2 separate regions of the Homo sapiens genome follow, and region 1 is linked to region 2. Evidence: chromatin contacts called from ENCODE Hi-C or POLR2A ChIA-PET data. All regions are on one chromosome and are shown on one strand. The core of a region is the stretch at or near the end of the contact, and the rest is flanking DNA. Distances in the headings are between cores, read along the strand shown. Region 1 holds the start of OR2A5 (olfactory receptor family 2 subfamily A member 5). Region 2 holds the start of OR6B1 (olfactory receptor family 6 subfamily B member 1).

The links. Hi-C counts contacts between places; a loop is a spot of excess contacts on that map. ChIA-PET counts read pairs that join two places held with the same protein, here RNA polymerase II (POLR2A).
Region 1: a loop to region 2 is called in a map of CD4-positive, alpha-beta memory T cell, with 7 times the contacts of the local background. The contact joins the promoter of OR2A5 here to the promoter of OR6B1 in region 2. A Hi-C loop is called at or near these places in 2 of 168 maps with a recorded cell type or tissue (CD4-positive, alpha-beta memory T cell and HCT116). POLR2A ChIA-PET finds 5 or more read pairs at or near these places in 2 of 52 experiments (WTC11 and activated CD4-positive, alpha-beta T cell).

What each region holds. Positions count from the first base shown.
Region 1 is chr7:144,047,338-144,051,561 of GRCh38, forward strand. It overlaps OR2A5 (olfactory receptor family 2 subfamily A member 5), which reads left to right and starts at 1,611. Exons shown (of 2, transcript NM_012365.2): 1 at 1,611-1,796; 2 at 3,014-4,224. The coding sequence starts at 3,065. The coding sequence ends at 4,000.
Region 2 is chr7:143,998,153-144,002,257 of GRCh38, forward strand. It overlaps OR6B1 (olfactory receptor family 6 subfamily B member 1), which reads left to right and starts at 2,168. Exons shown (of 2, transcript NM_001005281.3): 1 at 2,168-2,498.

The DNA.
Region 1 (4,224 bases), core at 361-2,860, 49 kb after region 2:
GGTGAGGTCCAGCCTGGCATGTCTTCCTGAAGAGTGTCTAAACTTTCCATCCACAGCAAAGCCTTTCCCTATCCACTTTCAGAAGGATCTACCCCACCTTTCCTTGCTGCCTGCAGTATACTGTGCACACGTGTATCCCAGGTCCTACACCGCTTATTTGCATGGCTCACTTGTAGGCAGACCGTAAACTCTTGGAAGATGGAGACAGTATCTCACTAGTGTTTGCTTTTCCAGTGTCTAGGATGATCCCACACAGAGCAGATGCTCAATAAATGTAAATTGAATGAGCGAATTAATAAATGAATGATTAATTATTCAGTATCTACACATGGATAATTGTGGATATAAAATATCTATATGTAGATAATATATGAATAATTGAAAAGCATCCTGGCAATATTTTATTTAGTCCTCCAGTTTTAGGTAGTTAGTAAGCTTACTTTATTTTTGTTAAGTGCTTCAGCTATTTTTTCTAACCACTGTCCATAGTTACAAAACTTTTCTTGTTATTCTTCCAGAGATTTCAGGACAAATATTCATTGAGCTTCTTTATTCTGTGCATAGAAATACACCTGCTTTGAAACCTTTATAGTCTGTGAGCCAAAATGATAGGCATATTTCCGAGTCTCCCCTGTTAGCTCACACATTAACAACCTACATCTCTCTGGAGTAAAGAACCCAGTGTGTTCTGACAAACGAGATTTGGATGTTTCTCTCTAAAATGTTGCCCAACCAGCAAACACACACACACACACACACACACACACACACACAGATATATACATAATACATATACACATAAGGGACGTACACATAAAGGGGATAATCAGAAACATTTTCAAGGCATCCTCTGTCTATGCTTTATTATGTGAATATAAACACAGCCCTTACACCTGAGGCATCATTATATCAAAAGTTTTGTTGAACTTTAGGAGTATATCATAGTAAAGGTGAAGGTGTGAGTTACACATTTGCTGCCCTTGAAACACCAGGGCTTCTCCCATGACACCTCTTCAAGGCCAGCCTTACTCTGGCTTCTGTCTTCTCTTATTTCCTACACCCTATATCAAATCTCAGGTACTATGTGGAAAGGCCTCAATCTTTCTCACCACAGTGTGGGAGGGTTGATAGAAGTATTTTTTTTCTAATCTATCAATACCAAGTTAGAATTAACTAAGAAGGAGAAGATTTTCAAGCATTTATGACAGAAGCATGATGCTCTGCCTCCTCCAAGCTCCATTTAATCCATCCAGGGCAAGACTGAGATCCACGAACTTATCACAATCCAAATACTTACGGGGTGTAATTTGCAATGTGGCCCCTGGAGAATGCATGCTCTTGTTACTACAAGAGTTTTATGTGTAGAGATCCAGCTGGTTATTAAGCCATCACCTGCCAGCTTTTTTTTTTCTGAATGCCCATCCCCAGGGCCCAGAGAAATGGAGACAGGAGGATAAACTACTTTTGTTTGTTCTGGTAGACACAGAGTCTGACTGCTGTGTATCCTGTTTCCCTTAGGGACTCTACCTTGTCCTCAGGGACAATCCGTGAAGGCTTGAGTGGAGATAACCCCACCATAAAACCTATACTGCTGGTGTTCCCAGAGAGCAGGCTGCAGTCTGCATCAGCCTATGCTAAGAAAAGAGAGACAACTCCTGCATCTGGAAATTCCTTCTCTCAGGGGCTGCTGGTGGGAGCAAGATCCTCAGCTCTGGCCTTCAAAAGCTCCTGTGATCTCTGCACAATTTCTCTAAATAGAATTATATTTCTGAGACAAGACCAGGCCTGATACCACAGTGAGTAAAGGGTCTTTTGCAAAGTCTGGTAGTTTAGAGAAGCTAGGGTCTGGATGAAGGCAGGGCTCCAGAAATCAGTACATTGAATGGGAGATACAGAGGTAATTTATTGGCAGACAGTTTCCTGGGCTAAAGGTGGAGTTAGCATTTGCAGAGGTGGAGTCATAAGCTGCACATTGAGAATGACGCATTGATCATTTAACATTTGTGTACTTCTATGAAACATCCTGGTTTCCCCTTTCTATAGCCCCTGTGGCTATGTGGTTGGGGGAATGACAAGCAGAGAAAATTTAAGAAGAGTCTGAAGACTTGATTGAAATCTAGGATATGCTCTTTGAATGTTATTCCTAACGTAATGCCTTTCATTCGTCCATCCATCCATCCATCCATCAATTCATCCAACAAGTGTAGTGGGCATTGTGCCAGCAACAGCACCTGGTAAGAACCAGGGAAGCAGCCCTGCAAAGGGGTGGGGTGAAGGCAGGAATCAGAATATTATCCTGTTAACTCTTCACATAGATAACCACTTGCCCTGGCCATATATCAGAAATGACTTCAGTGAATGCTTGCTGGATTAGTGATGGCAAACTTTCTTGGCTTGCATGCAAAGGGAAACAGCCAGATTTTCCTGAGTTGCTTCAGGAAGTAAAACATTTAATGCAAGCTTTATTTTCCCTAAAACTAGTAAACACAGGGAAGGAAACCTCTTTGAAATTGCATTTGTAAACCTCATTTCCTAATTCATGCTTTTACGTATTTTCTCTAATCATTTACTGGAGCACCTGCATGTGCAATGCACTCTGCACAAATTACAAAATAATTGAAAACCAAATATGGAAGAGAAAGTGGGGGAAAATATGCAAAGTAAATAAATTAGAAAGTAAAACACATAAGAACATGGCTGTGATCCTTACTCTAAAATAAAATGGCTAGCCATTCTGAAAAACAACTTACTCTGTGGCTGCCCTTCTGATAGCAAAAATGTGGGTCTTGCAATCCAAGTTAAGTAAAATTCTGTGGGACTGGATATAGTATACATCACCCTGTCTGCATTTACACTAGTTCTCTGAACCAAATTTATTTTCTGCTTTACTCTGGATTAAAGGATTTGGCATAATGGCTCCGAAAAACCTTGCTGACTGAGTCAGCACCCTGTGTGCACCATAAACCCCCTCCTTCTGTTAACTGACTAATCCGGATCTGCATTTGCTCCTCAGCACATAGCTCATTGCCACAGCAGAGTCCAACGCAGGTACTGTCACAAGGGCATGACAAAAAATCAGACATGGGTCACAGAATTCATTCTCCTGGGATTTCCACTCAGCCTAAGGATTCAGATGCTCCTCTCTGGGCTTTTCTCCCTGTTATACGTCTTCACCCTGCTGGGAAATGGGGCCATCCTGGGGCTCATCTGGCTGGACTCCAGACTGCACACCCCCATGTACTTCTTTCTCTCACACCTGGCCATCATTGATATTTCGTATGCTTCCAACAATGTCCCCAAGATGCTGACAAACCTTGGCTTGAACAAGAGAAAAACAATCTCCTTTGTCCCATGCACAATGCAGACCTTTTTATACATGGCTTTTGCTCACACTGAGTGTCTCATCTTGGTAATGATGTCCTACGATCGGTACATGGCTATCTGCCACCCTCTGCAATATTCTGTCATCATGAGATGGGGAGTGTGCACAGTCCTGGCTGTCACTTCTTGGGCATGTGGTTCCCTTCTGGCCCTGGTCCATGTGGTTCTCATCCTGAGGCTGCCCTTCTGTGGGCCCCATGAAATCAACCACTTCTTCTGTGAAATCCTGTCTGTCCTCAAGTTGGCCTGTGCTGACACCTGGCTCAACCAGGTGGTCATCTTTGCTGCTTCAGTGTTCATCCTGGTGGGGCCGCTCTGCCTGGTGCTGGTCTCCTACTCGCGCATCCTGGCGGCCATCTTGAGGATCCAGTCTGGGGAGGGCCGCAGAAAGGCCTTCTCCACCTGCTCCTCCCACCTTTGCATGGTGGGACTCTTCTTTGGCAGCGCCATTGTCATGTACATGGCCCCCAAGTCCCGCCACCCTGAGGAGCAGCAGAAGGTCCTTTCCCTGTTTTACAGCCTTTTCAACCCGATGCTGAACCCCTTGATCTATAGCCTGAGGAACGCAGAGGTCAAGGGTGCCCTGAAAAGAGTGTTGTGGAAACAGAGATCAAAGTGAGGGATGCCAGGGAAAGTCTAGAGGGTTGAAGATTTGCTCCCAATGAGATTTGTAGGAACAGTGGTGTAAATGCCTTACAGTCTCATCTCTTAGATTTCTGATATCAAGAATGTATATTGATTGGATTCTATCCCTAAACGTGGAGTACCATGCAGATCACAAAGCACATGCAGACAGGCGCTGAGCCGTGTGGTGCAGCAGAGGTGCAAAGTGCCATGAACTCC
Region 2 (4,105 bases), core at 918-3,417:
CAGGAGAATCACTTGAACCTGGGAGGCGGAGTTTGCAGTGAGTGGAGATTGCACCACTGCACTCCAGCCTGGGCAACAGAACAAGACTCTGTCTTAAACAAAACAAAACAAAAAACAAAAAACAACTAATAAGATGGCAAAAACTGTCAGAATTAGCTTTTGTTTAACTATGGATTCTAGCCAAAAGTTTAAAACAAACAATGGAAGATTAATGAAAACAGAAGCTGCCACATTGCAGTAACAGAGTTTTGGGCATTTAAACTACCCACCTATCCTCGCTCACTTCCCAGATTGGTGTCAGCTGTGAAGATAACAACCCACACTTCTGGCACAGATTTAACAATGTGCGTGAGAAAGAGCAATATGAACCTTATTCTCAAAGAAAACTGGTTACAATTTTCTAACCATTTGGAAGCCAACTAAAGGGCTTACCTTTGTGTTTCTTGAATGGAAGTTTTCCCAGGGCTGGGGTAGCTTCCTAGGTACCATTTGCTGAATGCAGTTAAAAGCAAAAGCATTGGTTGCAGCAGTCTTGGTCTAGGGATAAAAGTGGTAACAAGCAACAGACAGAAAAGATTGGGAAGAAAATAGGTTGGGGAAGAAGGTACATTGGAAAATAAGGGATTTTTTTATAACTCAGGTGTATGCCAGAAAACAAAGAAAGCCAGGTGTATATCCAGAGCAGAATGCATGCTCAGAAAAGGCCTGAGAAGGCCCTAAGATTTCACCTCTGAATGACCTTCAGGGTCTGCCCAATAACAATTGACAGCTAAAACCGAGTTGTAATGGCCAAAGTGTGGAGGTGTGCCCCAAACAGAACTAGTGTCAACCCCAACAGAGAACAATAATAAAGAATAAAATGCTCCTTATAATAAAAACAAACAACAACAAAAAAAGTGGACATAACAACAAATATACGTGGACTCCGAAAGAAGAAGGCAGATAGCCAAGGGACCTCAGGCACAACACACAGGTTCTTGGAGTTTCCCTATTGCCTCCCGTATGTATTGAACAGGAATCTGCAGAAGACTTCAACCTGAAACCAATTGGTATAGGAAAAAAAAAAAACTCCAAGGAAAGCCTGTACAGCTGAATTCTAGGATAAGATCGTGTCAACATGTCCCAGAATACAGCCAATGTTTATCTGCTAAATATCTCCATTCTAGAATTGCTTGTATAAAATGTTGACTCCAGGAGTCAAAAATGATTGTCACAGTAACTCACAGAATCTTCTCACAGTAGATGGACATTTTCTATCTTTGGAGGAGAAATGTGGTCCCCCTCAGTGACAACCATATCACAGCAGCTTAAAACCATGTTGAAAAATTGTGGTTAATATAAAATAATACATTTTAGAGAAGTCAGTTTTTCTGAGACTTGGAGATAAATCAAGGCCAGAGACTTGAAAGAGATGCCTTACTTTTATTTGCTACTACTTGGTTTTCATACTTCAGTCCTGTAAGAGAAATTGTACTGAAGGCTGCTTGCTTAATTACCATAAACATGTGTGGCTCTCCACACTGAACTGTTTATAACTTTTAATATATTCATCTACCATTGCATCAAATCACAGTGAATCTGATAGCTTTTCTTTGTGAGAGGGCAACTTAAGAGTTCTGCCGGCTACAGAAGAAGTGATTTTTAGTACACTAGAGCTTTGTACCAGAATGTGAACTATTGGTCAAATGGTACCCATGGGCAGCTGACAAAGTGACAATAATTCCATCAGGATAAATTTACTTAGTGAACAAGTTGACATAAGTATCTAAAACAAAAACTGTCATTTAAACTTGTACTAAAATGTACTAATATCAGTCTCCTTTGGGCATCAATATCACATTTGGAGCACTTGCATGATCATCCTGTTTCAAGTAAGCCAAAGATGGAAGAATATTCGAAAGTCTGTATATAGAGATTTCACTGCAGTACATTTTTCTCTTCATCTGTCAAAAAATATGGTTCTTTCCAAAGTGCGTGGTCATAAGTGGACCTTTTTTTCCTATGGAACTAATAACATATAAAACAATTAAGATCACCACAATGGGCAAATGGAAATTTCTCTTGGATCCCACAAGAGAACTGAACTGCCATTGTCAAGGTTCTTTTCTCTTGGGTCTTGGCAGATATGTAGGGAAAGTCTTGGTACTCTATAAAGCCCTCAGAATCCAAAGGTCTTCACAGCTCAGTGTGCCTAAAATCACTGCCATGTTCACCAGGAAGGTGATGGGCACCCTAGTCCCAGGGTGCTGGACGAAGCAGCCTCGTGCCACATCAGATGCAGATGTGGTCCTAGTGCCTAGGGCTCTCCTGTCATCTTATCCTGGCTTTCAGCTTGAAAGCAGTGGGGCAATCTGTACCCAGTCACTCTTTCTAGGTTTAGAAAGTGGGTTCCTCACATCTATTCAATACCTGAATCTTTTTCTTCTGCATCTTCCTATTTTAGAATTGGTGAAGGCTTTGTTTTCACATTTCATCCTATCAGAGGCTGCTGTGCCAAGGTAAGTGCTCCCTCTCAGAGCATTACTTTCTCACTATGCAGGCAGCCCTGTTTCAGGCTCCTACAGCGCAGCAACATTTAAACTCTAAAATGTTTAATGCCTCTCTGTTCTATCCACTCTCAATTCCTAGCAATCGGTCCGGATAATATTCTTGTCTCCTGAAATCTAAGTGCAGCCAGTTATGCAGTGAGCTGAGGGAGCAGGCTCCTCTTGCCACTTTGGAGACATCTCTCTGTGTGGGATCAAAAATTAGTGCCCCAGATTATGATCCCAAACTTTAGATCCCTACCATTGACCCGATGACCTGATATCCCTGTGCTGCAACCACCACATCTTCCTGGCAACTTGTTTCTGGTGGTGGCTACAAAAACTGCTGCTATCTTGGCAGGGGCGGAGGTTAAATGTTCATCAAATTCAAATTACTTGGAACCTACGTATGTATAGAACCCTGACAAAGTTGGGGAAAAGTGCATAGCAGCAGACATAAGAAACAAAGATGTTTGATTCTAGACCAGTGGTAAATCTGCTATGAGGGGTAACATGTTTGAGTATGCTTAATGGAGTAAAAACTATTATAAGTAAAAAGGCTGTACATATTTTGCAGTAAGGTGATACATAAAAATACCAGTATGCAATAATTAGTGCCAGTGCACCTTCATTCAGTTAATGAGAAATAAGGAATTCTTTGTTTTTCTTGTAGAGCTTCCTCTAGAAGTGAAAACTTATGTAACTTGTGAACAAGTATAGCTAAATATGTCCATCTTTGTTTCTTTGACAAATGTTATAAGCTAGAATGATTTTTCTCTTCTTTGTGTGTATCTTTAAGTGTATGCTATGAGGGTGCTTTCTAACGGGTCTATGAATCTCTGGTTTGGCAACCTTGTCCCATCCTAACCCATCCTCCCACATCAAAAACAAGAATATAATAAGAGGATGTTGTCATCCTGCTGACAAACAGTGATTACTTATTGTCTATACTTCAGGATAATTCTTAAATGCCTCACTATTCCATGATCTGGTCCGTGACAACAGAGTCTCTCTCTTTCTCTTTCCATCCATCTCTTTTCTGCTCATTCACTCACTCACAACTTGCCCACTCACGCAGCAATTATGAGTTGAGTTCCTGAAAATTTCAAACTGTTTCAGATCTCCGTGCCTTTGTTCACTCTGATTCATCTGCCAAAAATGCCTTTTCCTCCTCCTAATTTATATTTCAAAACATATCCAATCATTATTCTCAGATACATTTACCAAGCATTTCTATACATTCATTTCTGTTATGTGTGTCTGATTGAATATGTACTTGTATCATGTTGCTTTCTTTTTAACATTTGGGTTCATCTCTAATAGTCTCAGCTTATAATAAAATTTCAGCAGGATTAAAGAACACTTCCTAAAATAGTCAGGAATTTTAAATGTAAAATACATTGGTAAGTCCAAAATGTGATATTCTTCATCAGTGTGTTTCACTCTAGTGGTTAAGGACATGCCTTTGTAGTCGGACCTGGGCTTTATGATTCTGATTTTATCACTGTCTAACTTGGAAATATTATTTAATCTATCTAAACCACAGTGTCTTCTTTGAAATTAGAATAGCAATGTCTAAT